Linked DNA regions of Mus musculus: region 1 is linked to region 2. The links are chromatin contacts, found by Hi-C or POLR2A ChIA-PET in ENCODE. All regions are on one chromosome and are shown on one strand. Each heading gives the region's core, a stretch centred on a gene start or an enhancer-like site at or near the end of the contact. The rest is flanking DNA. Distances are from core to core; before and after follow the strand shown.

Region 1 (6,800 bases), core at 1,054-3,553, 42 kb after region 2:
CCTGAATTCCTGATCGGAAGATTCCTCCTTCTACCCTCTGAGCATTCGGATGACAGGTGTTTGACTCTACATCCGGTCTGTGTGAGCCTCGTGCATGATAAGCAAACAGTCTACACAGAACCCTAACCAGCCTGCAGAGCCAAAGACAGCACATGAGTCTGATGGCTGTAGACCAAAAGCTGAGTTTTGCACCAAAAAACAAAAAAAAAATAAAAAAACAACTATTCACTAGCTCCCAGGTAAGTGTTCTGTGATGGGTCTCAGCATCTTTTTCTCCCTGACTCTGGTCATTTTATGAGGTGATACCAACAGGAAAGCACACACCACTGTCTCAACACCACACCCTTGACAGCTAGCTCCCAATGGCACATTGGGTTCACTTGGAAGAAGCATCTCTTTGTTCTTGCCCCAGCACACATTTGTCTCCACAGTAGGGTTAAGGAACCAGGTGTGGGCAGCCCTGGTCTGAGAAGCCCTGAGAATAAAGAGGATACAGAATGGGCCTCCAGAGCAGTTCTACACTACTAGAGCCTGCCAGGCATAACAAGTCCTATGAGCATCACGGTATGAGGAAACCCCCTCCAAGCAGCAAACAGCAGAGACTTATAACTCAGTCACTCAGGACCAGATGAGGCACTTCTTACCCAAAAGCTAAAGAGATGGAAGATCTGGAGCTAAAGCCAACTTCAACTACACAGCAACTAGAAGGGCAGCCTGAGCTACATGAGATCCTGCCTCAACCAAAACCAAAATAGCCTTTACATACAGTTTGTGTGAGTTCCACAAGAGTTCTCTGATTCCAAGACAGGAACTGCTATTATGTCCATTTCCCAGGTGAGGAAAACTAAGGCCCTGGGGAGCAACTTGTAGATAGGTGATGATGCCGTGTTACCCTACAGAAGTTATCTGGCAAATGTGTGTGTCCTTCTACCAGACAGACAACGTGAGATGGGCCTTGGAAGCATGGGAGTGGAGGTAGGTGGAGGAGCTCGCTTTAACCCTCCCCACATCTGTGCTGATACACTTCCCTTCAAGGGTTGGCAGGGCAAAGAGAATGGAGGGGGCCTGCGGGTGATGTGGCTGTGACTCACTGTATGACCTTGCTAGTAGGTTAACTGATAACCACTGCTCTCTGTGAACTCAAGACATAGGGGAATAGATGGCAGATTGAAAATTCCCCTTTAAAAGTCTCTGCTTTCTGTTGATTTCATCATCCTGTTCTCCCTCCCTCTTCATGGCCAGCTAATTTGAAAGGATCAGATGGGATCAGCTTCCTGCAGTGGAATTTTCCTCCCTTAGTTAAAAGGCTGTTTGAAGTTTCTTTCTTTTTAGGGGTAAATACCAGGAAGATGTCAGGGACAGTGTCAGGGAAAAAAAAAAAATCCTGTCCCTTTTTTTTTTTTGGTAAACCACTCAGACTCCAGTAATTCCGGCCTTTCTCCTACTCCTACAATGTAATACCTAAAGCCTGTAACTTTGTATCCCCACAACTATGCCCGATACATTACGCGGGTAATTAAGGGTGTGAAAAAGGAGAATGTCTCAAGACAAAAGATACATAAGGCTGTCTCAATGAATAAACTCTACACCATTGAACAAGGCTGAGAAGGCGTTACAAAACTTTCACCAGGATGGAAGCGAAATAACTATACTCTGTTGCTAGTCGGCCTGGGATTTCTACACTCACTATCTCGGGTCCTGAAGGACCAGAAAAAGGGAAGAATTTGTGTCCAAGTGAGCCACCAAGGACTGTGGTATCCTCTTGCCTCAGAGTGGTGCGATGACAAGCAGGAGTGCGGTTCCAAAAGTTTCTTAGACGCGAGGGAGCTGAGAGACCACTCGGTCCCGCTAGCAGAGCAGGGGAGCGGGGGCTCTGGTTACCTCCACGATCTTGATAAAGCGCGGGAACACAGGGTTGCGGGTGATGGCGATGAGCGGCAGGTGAGGAAACACATCCGGGACGGTCATGGGCGCGAGCGCTGTGACGACCGGGCCTTCCCCGGTGCTCGCCGTGGCCCCGTCCTCCGCACCGCCCTCGGAGGTCTCGTCGCTGCCACCGCGGTTGCCCGAGTCCCACAGCCCCCGCCACTGGACCCCGCCGGGAAGAACGCGGCCGCCCCAGGGAGCTGACATGTCGCAGGCCCGACATCCTCGGCGCAGCCACGACCCGGACGCGCTCGGGACCCGGCCTCCGGTGACAGCCAGCAGCGGCCGCCGCAGAACCCAGCACCGCGCAGCGGCCCAGAGCCGCACGTAGCCTGTGCTCGCCGCCATGGAACAGCCATACTGACGGCGCACCGCACTTACGTCATCTCTGCTCGCCCCCCGTTTGCGCACGTGATGACGCTCGCGTGCTTCGGGCTGGAGAGGCGGAGCTTGAATAAGGTGAGTGAGTGGGCGTGGTCAGAGGGAGACTGGGTTTGGGGATGGGAGGGCGGAGTAGGGGCGTGGTTCAAGGCTCAGAGCGGGGCTTGGAGTTGGACGGCAAGGGGGCGTGGCCCGATGAAGGATGTTCTAGAGAGGACTTTGAGGATCTGGATGAAAAAGTGAGAGGTGTAGTAAGCTTGAGGAAACATGACGGAGAAAGCAGGACTGGTGTGTGGTCCGAATGGGGGGCGCTCCACCAGGCAGGGATTGGAGGAACTGGAATCAGGGATATGGCCGAAGGCGGGCTCAAAGGTCGGGGCTTGACATAGGGGCGTGGCCAGAGCGGTGACTCCAGACTGGAGCTTGTGCGGAGGGGGCGGGGGGCATCGCTCTAGGAAGGGGGCCTGGAAGAAGCGTGGCCCCTCCCAGTTCCTACAACTACTGGTTTGTCCTGTCCAAGCTGTACCTTAGTACTGCGTTCTGTTTTTCTACTGCCATCAAAAAGGTTTTACAGGGTAAATTCTGTGTTCTGAAGGCATCGGAAGAAAAGTACAGCGCACCCCTCCTTTAACTTTAGTCTTTTCAGCGTTCTTTGTTGATACACAACAACAGGTTTTACTACATCTCCCTACGCAGTTGGTGGCATCTTCACTCCACACTGGAGGAGGCGTGCTTGGAGGGCTTTTGCCTCTCGTATAGTATGCATGCTAAAGGCCGTGCGCAGGTGCGCCTGCTCAGCGTTGCCTTTGTTGTCAGTGGTCCGTGAGGCACTTACCAAAACACTGAAGCTTCCAGGACACGTCCCAAGAGACCCGTGTGCATGCTCCGGCTCCACAAAGCAGGGAGTGGATTGATGCATGCCCAAAGCTCTGCTTCCACACCCACGTGTGCTCATGCTAGTGCTGTGGTGACCTCCTTGAAGTTTGGGCATGCTTTGGATTTTGACTTATGGATCTGGGAACCTGGGTGTAATTTTCAGGTTTGAAATGTGCGAGCTCTGCTTCCATATTGCGCATGCCCACTCCTTCCAGTTTCCTCTGCGTAGACCTAACCGGGCTTTTGTCCGACACGTCCAAAAGGTCCTGCTAGTGGCCTTCTTACCTGGTGCGCGTGCCCAGACAAGAGGCGGGTAGGAGAGAAGCGGCCTAACCTCACGCATGCTCAGACACTTTCTCAAGCTTGGCGGTTGAAGAGCAGTGTTAGCTGTGGAGAACCAGGCAAGATGCTGGTGTTGATGCTAGCAGCAGCAGTGGCCACCATGGTCAGGGCTCACACACTGTGCCGGTACAACTGCCTAACTGGGTTGGATTGCTGCTGGGAGGTTTTTTTTTTTTTTAAATGATATTTCAATTTTATTTTTTTTATTTATATGAATACACTGTAGCTGTCTTCAGACGCACCAGAAGAGGCCATTAAATCCCATTACAGATGGTTGTGAGCCACCATGTGGTTGCTGGGAATTGAACTCAGGACCACTGGAAGAGCAGTCAGTGCTCTTAACCACTGAGCCATCTCTCCAGCCCTGCTGGGAGGTTTATGACAGGAGGAATGGGGCTGGTTCTTGTTGGAGCCCAGGCATACCCTCCAGCCCAATTGTAGAAATCAAATTTGGCATATCTCTCCCAAGCAAATCACTAAAATCCATTTCTGGGTGTGGAGCCAGGGCTTTGGACATGCGTCAAACCTAAGTTCCTTGTGCAGTCTGCAATCTGTCCCACCATCCATCCCTACCTGGCTCAGCAGCAGTGCCATGGGCTGTTGAGGCTGAGTGCATGTTGGGAAGTATGCTGTGCTTAGTGCCATGGTGAGCAGTGTCTCTGATCGCTAACATGCAAGTATGTCTCTGTATGCCCTCCTCCTTCCCACTTTTCTCCCCGGAGGTCACCAGCCTGAGGGGACAAAAGGGGCAGAGGTGGAGAGGAGGGTTCAGACAGCCATGAATATGGACAAAATGATCTCTGGAGACTACTGCAGTGGGATGTCTGCTGTATTCTTCCAGGGATGAGAGCGTATTTAAGGGCTTTTTGGTTTGGTTTTGGGGGTTTTTTTGGTTGGTTGGTTGGTTGGTTGGTTGGTTTTGGTTTTTTCAAGACAGGGTTTCTCTTTATAGCCCTGGCTGTCCTGGAACTCACTTTGTAGACCAGGCTAGCCTCGAACTCAGAAATCCGCCTGCCTCTGCCTCCCGAGTGCTGGGATTAAAGGCGTGTGCCACGCCCGGCTTTAAGGGCTTTTTTGAGGGGTACAGGTGGAAAGGGCCAATGGGTCATGTGGGTGGGAAGCCAGAACAGGCTGTGTGTGCTGAGTTCTGCAGCTGGTCACTTTTCAGAGGCCAGCCACCTGTGTTTAAGGACACTGTCCAAACAAAGACAGGAAGAGACAGGGAAGCCCTGCTGAGAAAGGAAAAGTCTCCCACTTTTGGTGCCCAGCTCAGAAAGCCATCCTGTCGTGGAGGCTGCTAACTAACTGTCCCCTGGGGACCTCAGTTCTTAAGCCCTGAATTCTAGATTATCATCACTGGAGTTCAGCAAGGCAGTCCCTTGCTGTGAGTTTTGCAGCCAGCCTGTGCAACATAGCCGGATCTGTGTCTGAATACAATGCCTTACCTCAACCTCCCAAGTGGCTCATCACACCCAAAAGGCAGTTGTTTGCTACAAACCAGAAAAAAAAAAAAAAAAAAGCTCACCAACAACAAAGTAGGGAAACTTAAGAAATACTTGTGAAAAGTAATTGCTGGTGTGGCTTGAGCTGGAGTTCGCTGGGCTGAGGGCTGACCCACCTGGTGAAGCCAGGACCAACTCCAGCACCACAGAAACCTGGCAGGTGACCCATGCCTGCCATCACAGCAGTGAGGAAGTGGAGGCAAGAGGATTGGGAGTTTCAGGCTAGCCTGGGCTACTTAGTCAGCCTGTCTCTGAATAAACAATAAAAAGAGCCTGGGGAGACCCCCTCCAAAGAAGTGAGCCCCCTTCCCACGAAGGTTCTGGGTTCGATTCCCCAGCATTGTACATGGGATGGGATATAAAAGGCAGAGAGCCCAGAACAGGAAGTGTGAGGTCTTACACGCGTTCTCACGACCGGCCAGGAAGAACACAACAAACCAGAATCTTCTGCGGCAAAACTTTATTGCTTACATCTTCAGGAGCAAGAGTGTAAACCCCCCATTGTTTACATCTTTAGGAGCCAGAGCGCCAGAGCGCCAGAGCGCAGAGCAAGCCCCCAAAGCCCCAAAAGCGAAAGCGAAACCCCCCTCCCTCTTAAGGAGAGTTATCCTTCGCCTAGGACGTATCACTCCCTGATTGGCTGCAGCCCATGGCCGAGTTGTCGTCACGGGGAAGGCAGAGTACATGGGGTGGAGAACTACCTTTGGCACATGCGCAGATTATTTGTTTACCACTTAGAACACAGCTGTCAGCGCCATCTTGTAACGGCGAATGTGGGGGCGGCTTCCCACAGTGAGGGCCCCACCCCCTGGGTCATCCCCAAGCAGAGCATGGAAGGCCTCTTCGCTTGGGTTTGTCAGGGAGAGTCTGGACGTGTTAGGGGTCTCACAATGTAGACCAGGCTGGACTCAAGACTCACAGGATACATCTGCCTCACAAGGGCTGGGAGTAAAGGCGTGCTACCACACCTGACTGATAGTTTATATTCTCTCTCTCTCTCTCTCTCTCTCTCTCTCTCTCTCTCTCTCTCTCTCTCATGCATGTATTGAGGTGTGTGTGTGCACGCACGCACTGTGTGCATGTAACAAGTCAGAAGACAACTTGCAGGAGTCATTTCTCTCCACCAGGGCCAAACTCAGGATGTCAGGCTTTGCAGCAAGCCCCTTTATGTAGTGAGCCATCTCACTAACCCAGTATTTTGTGTATATTAGTGGTTAACCCAGATGTTATATGTTTGTCGATGTTAATGTCAGAGGACAAACTCTGCAAACTCAGCAAGAGCATTACACCTTTCCTATGACATTGCTTAAATCAGGATACTTTGTTCTTGCTGCTAAATACACCAGGCCAGTGCCCTTAAGCCTCTGTGGATTCTCCTGTTTGTGCCTCCTGCCTCTATGATAGGTGCTCTGGGCTTTCAGACCCACAGCACCCTGCCTGTCTCTTACACTTGTTCTGGGGATTGGGGCAGCAGCTATCTCTCACCACTACCCAAAGCTGTAGAACTCCCAGACCTTTCAAAGTATCAAAACTTCATTCTGTGCATTATATCTAAAGGCAGCATGGTAGGAGAGACCATGATGAATATTGAATAAAAGTTAAGGAGCTGAGAGATGGCTCAGTGGTTAGATCACTAGCTGCCCTTGCAGAGACCCCTGTTCAGTTCCCAGCACCCACAGAAGGCTCACAGCCAGGTGTGACTGCAGCTCAAAGGGGCCTGACGCTCCCTTCTGGTCACCTCGGGCACAGCATGCATGTGGTGTGCAGCCAAAA
Region 2 (7,353 bases), core at 128-2,627:
CTTCCCTGCTCAAGACCCAAAACCTAGAGAAAGGGAAGCTGAAAGCTTGGGTTGCAGAGTCACTGTCAGCAGGTTGTGGTCATACATGACCTGGCAGCTTGTAGCCCTAGATGTAATCCCCAACCCAAGACAAAAAAATAGAATAAAATCCAAGTATTAACCCCAAATCAGGGTTGGTGACCGCTCATCTTGTGTGCTCTTTCATCAAACACAGGGATGATGGTAGGAAACCTGTCCTTGATTCAGGCAGGGCAAAGAGCTGAATGGGGCGCTCAAAAGGCCTCCCATAACAAAGCAAACCTTTAATTCCAGCATTTTGGAAGTGAAAAGGGGGGGCAGGAGACCAAGAGCTGAAGTCTAGTCTGGGTTTCACAGCAAGTCCAAGGCCACACTGGGCCACAGTAGCTCTCCAAAAAAAGTTTTGCGTGGGAGGGGAGGCGCTGATTTTTGATAAGGAAAAACAACATAGACCGAAGAAGAAAGCGCTGGCCAATTTTCCCTCAAAGTATTCTGGCGCCTTCTACTTGCAGCCAATCAGGAGTCCCTAACCCTCAAGGACCCTGTTCCACAGAGGCAAGCTTGTGTCAAGCGCTGAAGGGCAGTAGACAAGACTTCTTGTCTAGGGGGAGGAAAGTGACATCTTACGCTGACTCGAGATGACAACTAGGCTCCAAGACCAGGGAAGCGCGAGGGGACCGGACCTGGGAGCGAACATGGTCTGTGCAGAGACACTGGGCACCGCCAACAGTGGGGTTGACTGATAGATTCCCCAGAAGAGTAAAACTAGGGTGGCGGAAAAGACAGCTGCAGGTGCAAGGTCATCATGGAGACGTGCCCAGAGCCACCCGATTACTCAACAAGGCCCGGCTTCCTGCAAATCCCGGGGCAAGTGGGAGGCGAGACACAGAGAGGGGCAGCGACTAGTAAAGGTCACACAGCCTCGGCTGCTTCGGTAACTGACAGCACAGACCGAAGTCGGGGGGGGGGGCTCGGGGTGGGAAGGCCGGCCCGAGTCTGCGCGGGCAGTTACGTGCCCGGGTCCACGGCGCCACTCGGGTTCCCTCACCTTCCTCAGCCGCTCCATCAGCACGCTCTTGTTGCCTCCCGTATCCAGGTTCCGCTTTTTCAGCTCCGCCCTCAGGTCGATCACCCGCAGGTCGCTGAGCCGCCGCGTCCCACTCTCCGAGGCGCCCGGACCAAAGGCGGGGTCGCCCGACCCGGTCCCGGGTTCCGCCATCCTCGCTTCCGCGACTTCCCAACTCGCTCCGGAACCCCCTCCACTCGCTGGCACCAGCTGTGGCGGCTCGGAGGTAGTACAAAATGGCGCTGCCGAAGAGGAAAACGCACTCGCTTCCTCCCGCCTCCCTTTGCGGCTGCGCAGGCGCACAGCTCTGACGCACCTCCTAGGTCGCACGCCAAAGCAGTCTCGAGCCTCGCGGGTACAAGTGCACATGCGCAACCGGTCGTAAGCCCCCCCTCCCCCCCCCCCCCCCGGCCCCGTCGCCACCCTCTTTTTAATGCGCACGCGCACCGCCTCGCTACGCTCACTGACCCCCGTTTGCCTCTCGCAGCGTTGCCCGGCTGCGCACGCCACCGCTCTACGGCCAGCGCTCCGACAGTGATGCGCAGGCGCACGACCTGTAGCACGCATGCGTCTTGGTCCGCGGCCAAGCGCGAGCCGGCGAGGCGCGCCTACGTCGTCTCTGCCGCCGCGCACACTGCGCTTGGGTAAAGGCGTCTGAGAGCGTAGGGCTCGCGCCGGCGGCGCCTGCGCAGTGTCGAGGTGCGCCTCCGGGGAGGCTGAAGCGGTTCCCTCTCAGGCGGCGCCATTTTGTGGTAAGAGGGCCGAGATTCAAAAAAATAATAATAATAACAAATCAAAAAAAAAACACACTCACGCAAACCCACTGACCCGGTTCTGTGTGAAGTGGGCGACGGAACCAGGGTCCCTGGAATGGCGGAGACTCTGTCGGGTTTAGGAGACGCGAGTGCGGCGGGCGCGGCGGCCGTGAGCTCCGCGGCGTCAGAGACCGGGACGCGGCGGCTCAGCGACCTGCGGGTGATCGACCTGCGGGCGGAGCTGAAGAAGCGGAACCTCGACTCGAGCGGCAACAAGAGCGTGCTGATGGAGCGGCTGAAGAAGGTGAGGTTCGCGGGGGGGAACCCCATGGTCGCCATGGCGACACCCACCGCCGGGCCCGGAGTGGCCCGTTGGCCTTCGCGCTGGGCGCTAATACTGGGGCTCCGCGGGCGCCGGGTGCAAGGATTCGAATCTCGACGCCCCCAGCGATGCGACCAGAGGGAAATAACACCACGAACGGGTTCGGGGGATCGATGACACCGCGTTCCCTGTACTGCTTAGTCCCAACCCCAAAGGGGGATGAAGGGGACTCGGCCAAGGTCATCCAGTGGGGTCAGCTTGTGGCGGGATTCGATCCCAAGTCCCTTTTCGGCCCCCGAGGCAGAACAGGTGGTTTTTGTTTCTTTTCTTTTCTTTTAATCTGGGAAGACACAGTGACGTTGGGGGCAGGGGTGGTGGAGATGAAACATGAGAAACTCTCAGAGTTCGCAGACAGCCGGAGGATGTAGGTAGCCCAGGGAGACAAAAAACAAAAACAAAGCGGAAAAATAAATTGTTTCTAATTCTTTGCTAGAACTAAGCTAGGGGAAGATACGAGATGGAAGGAAAGAACGTTTTTTTCTGTTGATAAAGGTAAGTCAGATGTGAGTTCAAGGCCAACCTGGGCTGTAGAGGAGTTCCAAACCAACCTGAATATTAGAGTTCAGGGCTAGCTAAGCCTTTTTCAAAGTATAAAGTAGGTCCAAGAGCTACTCATTTGGTAGTGTGCTACTCATTTGGTATTGTGCTTACCTTGCATGCACAAAACCCTAAGTTTTATCCCAAATACTTCCTAAGGCCGGGAGTGGTGGAGGCAGAAGGATCCTAAGTTTGAGGCCATCTTGGGATGCGTGAAAGCCTTTCTGTAAAACATAGTAGGTTTTTGTTTTGTCTCTTTTTTTTTTTAAAAAAAAAGGGGTTGGACACATAGATCAGAGGTAACATGCTTGCCCAATATTGCAGAGGCCCTTGGAACCATCTGCCACACAACTGCTATAACACTCCATTCTGTGTGGTCAGGTGGGAGTCGGAGGATTTAGTTCCAGCCTCAAACTGAGCCCCCTGAGAAAGAGGCTCATTTCTATTGCCTTCCTTTGTGGCCTAGATTCTCTGTCAGGAAGACCTTTAACCTCTTCTGAGTGTCCTCAGATCAAGGCAGTAGTAGCTTGCCTTCAGGGTAGGGTAGGCATTGCTTGGCTTGCAGTCTAGTCCAGGTAAACAAGCTCAGTCTCCACAGGGCCCCCTTTTGGCTTTTGTAGTTGTTTACTCCACCTTAGAAAGCAGACTTTGTTTGTGTTACACCTTGAAAAGCTGTCCCCTCTAGCTTTCAGACATTGTCATCTGCCCAGTCATCCCTTGCACAAGGAACTGGAGATTTAACCCTCCTAGATCCATCCAAAGTCAGTCACCAGTTGCTGTTGAGAGAAGACACTGTGACAAGCAGAGAGGGCAGCAGTGTGAAGGCCTGAGCTCTGTGCCCAGCACCAACAGTAAAGGTCAGGTGGGGTGCCAGCCGCAATCCCAGTGCTCACAGACACAGGACGATCCCTGAGGCTCACTGCCTGACTAGTCCAGTCAAGTCTGTAAGACAAGGTGGATGGTACCTAAGAGAAAGCTGAGGTTGTCTTCTGGCCTCTCATGTACTGTGAACATGTACAGCATATAACATTACTTGCTTGTGAGATGAGGTGTGGAAGTTAGAGGCCAGGGCAGGCACACTACCTACTGAACGTCAGGCACTCTTTTCAGTTGGTTTGGTTTGGTGGCTTTTTGGGGGTTTTGTTTGTTTGTTTTTGGGTTTTTTTTGGTTTGTTGGTTGTGTCATCGTCGTGTCCCCCCCCTCCCCCCCACAGGGTTTCTCTATGTAGCCCTGGCTGTCCTGGAACTCACTCTGTAGACCAGGCTGGCCTTGAACTCAGAAATCCGTCTGCCTCTTTAATCCCTGCTGGGATTAAAAGCATGCGCCATCACTGCCCAGCTTGTTGTTTGTTTTTTAAGGACACTACATCTCTATTGGAATGGGCAAGAAGCTCCCTACACTGGTGTCACCTACAGAACATACAGGGTGTGAAAGGGGGTGGCCAGGGTGATGCTCGGCCTGCTGGTGAGGCACTGTGCAGCCTTGGCAGTACCAAGCTCTCTCAAGACTAGAAGTTGAGGGTTGGCTTTAGGGTGCTGTTCTCATTGTCCTCTTGGGGGTTGCAGAGGGACCCTGGTCTGTGCTTGTCTCCACTCACACCCCTGTATGTTTGTCAGATCAGAGGGTAAGTCTACAGTACTGTCCCTCTGCCTGCTTGTTGTGACCATCTCTGGGTTGGATTTTTAAAGAGGGAGGTGGTGTGGAGGAGCACCTGTTAGAGGGGGTTTACTGAGGTAGCCTGGGAGGGACAGCTCTGTCATTTAGCCCCAAGGGATAAAATGAGATACCTTTCTACAGCTTACCTGGAGTTGTTTGAAAGCTGACTAGCTCCAGAGGAGAGAGAGGACAGGGCTGCTTACAGGTTTGTCTGTGGTCCCCTAATGAAAGCCACAGGAAGCCCCTGGGGATCTGGAAGAGTTGCCTGAGCTTGGAGTTCTGAGGGCACTGCTGCTACCTTCTCTCTGGGGACAGTCAACTTTGAAACATCCCCAGGGTGAGAGGCATGCTGCTAGAAAGTGTCTCATTTCACTCCTTGGGGGGCACTGTTGACAGGGCTGTGTGAGAGAGAGAGAGGCCCTTGCTGAGTTGGCCACTGATGAACAAATAACATTCTTGAGTGTGAAATGGGACTTCTACGGGGTCCTTCCACTACAAGTCCCAGAAGGGGACAGCAAGGTCCAAGCCCTGTCCCCTGTTCCCCTCCCCCTCCTTAGTTACTGGGTTAAGCCAAGGAAGCTGGAATCTCTTTCCTCAGGGACACAAAAGGTGGAGGAGTCCGAAGTTCTGAGCAGTTGCCTCCACGACTCAAGGAGTCCTCAGGATAGTCTTGCAGCAATGCTGGCTGCTATCATTAAGGGCCAAGAGTACTCACTGAGAAAGAGCCCTTACAATACAGGCATGAGAACCTGAGTTTCAAATTCCTAGGATCCCTATAGAAAGCTGGGGCTTAGCTACATGTGACTATGACCCCAGGACCTTGCTGGCTGCCAGCCTAGTCTCACATTCAGGGAGAAAGCCTTTGTCGAGGAGCTAGGGAAAAGAAAATGAGAAAAAAAACGACGTAGAGCTGTATTAATCCTAGAAAACCCATTAGGTGATAATGCAAGGGCCCTGCTGTGCCAGTCTTCCTTCCATGAGCAGCAGGACTGCAGTTTGTAGGGTTAAGGTGGTAGGTAGCAGCAGCTGAGTTTCAATGCCCTGAGAACCGAGCTGGGCACTCCCTGTGTTGAACAGGCTGTTCAAACTACAGGCTTAGATGTTCTTCCTGTCTCTGCTACCTGTGGTTTATTGGTCGGCCTTTCTTCTGTCCCTCCAGGCCATTGAAGATGAAGGTGGGAATCCTGATGAAATTGAAGTCACCTCAGAATGCAACAAGAAGATGCCTAAGAGGCCCAGCAAAGGTAAGGAGTCCCTAAACCACTGTGTCAGTGCCTTAGGTACCCAATGGGTGCAGAGTCTGCTGTCCCTCTGTCACACAGAATCAGAGCATATAGTGAGGATGGATTTGGGAATGGTCTTCCAGCTTCACATAGCCTCTCATTACCTTGTCTGTCAGAAAATAAGGCCCATGTACTAACAGAGCACCACAGATGCAGTCCACTTAAAACCATGCAGCGGGCCTCCCCATCTGACAGTCCCCACTCAACCACCTTTGCCCCCGCCTCTGTTCACGACTGCTGTCTCCAGCCAGTGGGCACCCAGTCACCTACTGCATCTTGCTGTCTGTCCTTGGCACTGACTTGTCATCTTTCTGGAACTCCAGTTCTAGGAACTAAACAGAATTGGAAGGGTTGAGGCTCTTGGGGATGATACCTTGGTCGTTGTGAGGCTGAGCTGCTAGCTGTGGGGTGGCACAGTAGTGGCCATGCTACTCATGTGAACCTGTGCTGAAGGGAGGTCCACTGAACTGTGTGGCCTAATGCACTGCTTTGGGCCACCGGTGGGAAATGATTCCGACAGCGTTGGTTGGAAGTGCCCTATGGTTGGGTCTTCTATTCTTCTTGCTTTCGGCCTTAGTAAAAACAAATGCTTGTTCTGATGTTTTACTAGATGCATGAGTTAAGTGTAAAGTTGATATTCCTTCTTAGTGGGGGCTGACACAGTAGAGTGTACATGCCTTTTTTTGTGTGTTTGGTCACTAGGAAATAGATATATGTGCTTTCCTTAAAATCTGAAAATAAAAAAGACATTGGTATGGAGCATGGTGGCACAGAGGCAAGAGGATCTCTCTTGAGGTCAGGGTTGGCCTGTATACACAGCAGGTTTCAGACCCAGAACTCTGTAGTGAGACCTCTCAAAACAAAGAAAACAGCTGGTCATGGCCTGGGGCAATGGCACAGTGCATGACAGTGCTGCTGCATAAGTCTGAGGGTGAGTTAGAGTTCTCAGTGCCCACTCACAAGCCAGCTATGGCTGCATGTATCTGTAACACTTGTGATTGGGGGTGGAGACAGGGTGAGCCAACCTAGCTGCAGAGTGAGTGGGAGACCCTGTCTTAAGGGAGTGGCTGGAGAGCTGGGCAGTGGTAGCACATGCCTTTAATCCCAGCAATCTAGAGGCAGAGGCAGGTGGATTTCTGAGTTCGAGGCCAGCCTGGTCTACAGAGTTAGTTCCAGGACAGCCAGGGGTATACAGAGAAACCCTAAAAACCAAAAAAAGAAAAGGGCGGGGGGGGGGGGTGAGGAGTGGCTGGAAAGCGATAGAGGACACCTGCTGTCCTGCCTCTCGGGCACACACACCACGTACACGTATGTTCTACACAACATGGTCTTGTTCTGCAAAATCCTTACTGTTTCTATTTCCCTCAGACTATCTCTCCTCAGCTGGCTTTGTGGCACAGTGGACAGCATTTGCCTAACATTTCCAAGGCACTGGGGCTTGGCTCCAACACTGCACCAAAACGAGGTTCACTGAAGGTACAGGCGGGGGCGTTGTCACAAATTTGAGGCCAGTTTGAACATCACTCTCAAAAAAACAAAATCACCAAGGGGCTGGAGAACTGGCTCAGTGTTTAAGAACACATGTGCTCTTGCAGTGGACCTGACTCTGGTGCCCAGCACTCACACCATGTGCCCTACAGCTACTTGTGAGTCCA

What was found. Hi-C counts contacts between places; a loop is a spot of excess contacts on that map. ChIA-PET counts read pairs that join two places held with the same protein, here RNA polymerase II (POLR2A).
Region 1: a map of heart shows a loop between it and region 2 (2.2-fold over the local background). The contact joins the promoter of Lonp1 here to the promoter of Safb2 in region 2. A Hi-C loop is called at or near these places in 1 of 37 maps with a recorded cell type or tissue (heart). POLR2A ChIA-PET finds 5 or more read pairs at or near these places in 5 of 5 experiments (Patski and embryonic stem cell).

The regions. Positions count from the first base shown.
Region 1 is chr17:56,624,600-56,631,399 of GRCm38, forward strand. Lonp1 (lon peptidase 1, mitochondrial) reads right to left here and starts at 2,304. Exons shown (of 18, transcript NM_028782.2): 1 at 1,882-2,304. The coding sequence starts at 2,274. It overlaps Catsperd (cation channel sperm associated auxiliary subunit delta), which reads left to right and starts at 3,544. Exons shown (of 22, transcript NM_175350.3): 1 at 3,544-3,651. The coding sequence starts at 3,590.
Region 2 is chr17:56,583,208-56,590,560 of GRCm38, forward strand. It overlaps Safb2 (scaffold attachment factor B2), which reads right to left and starts at 1,378. Exons shown (of 21, transcript NM_001029979.3): 1 at 1,067-1,378. The coding sequence starts at 1,237. It overlaps Safb (scaffold attachment factor B), which reads left to right and starts at 1,775. Exons shown (of 21, transcript NM_001163300.1): 1 at 1,775-2,143; 2 at 5,575-5,659. The coding sequence starts at 1,955.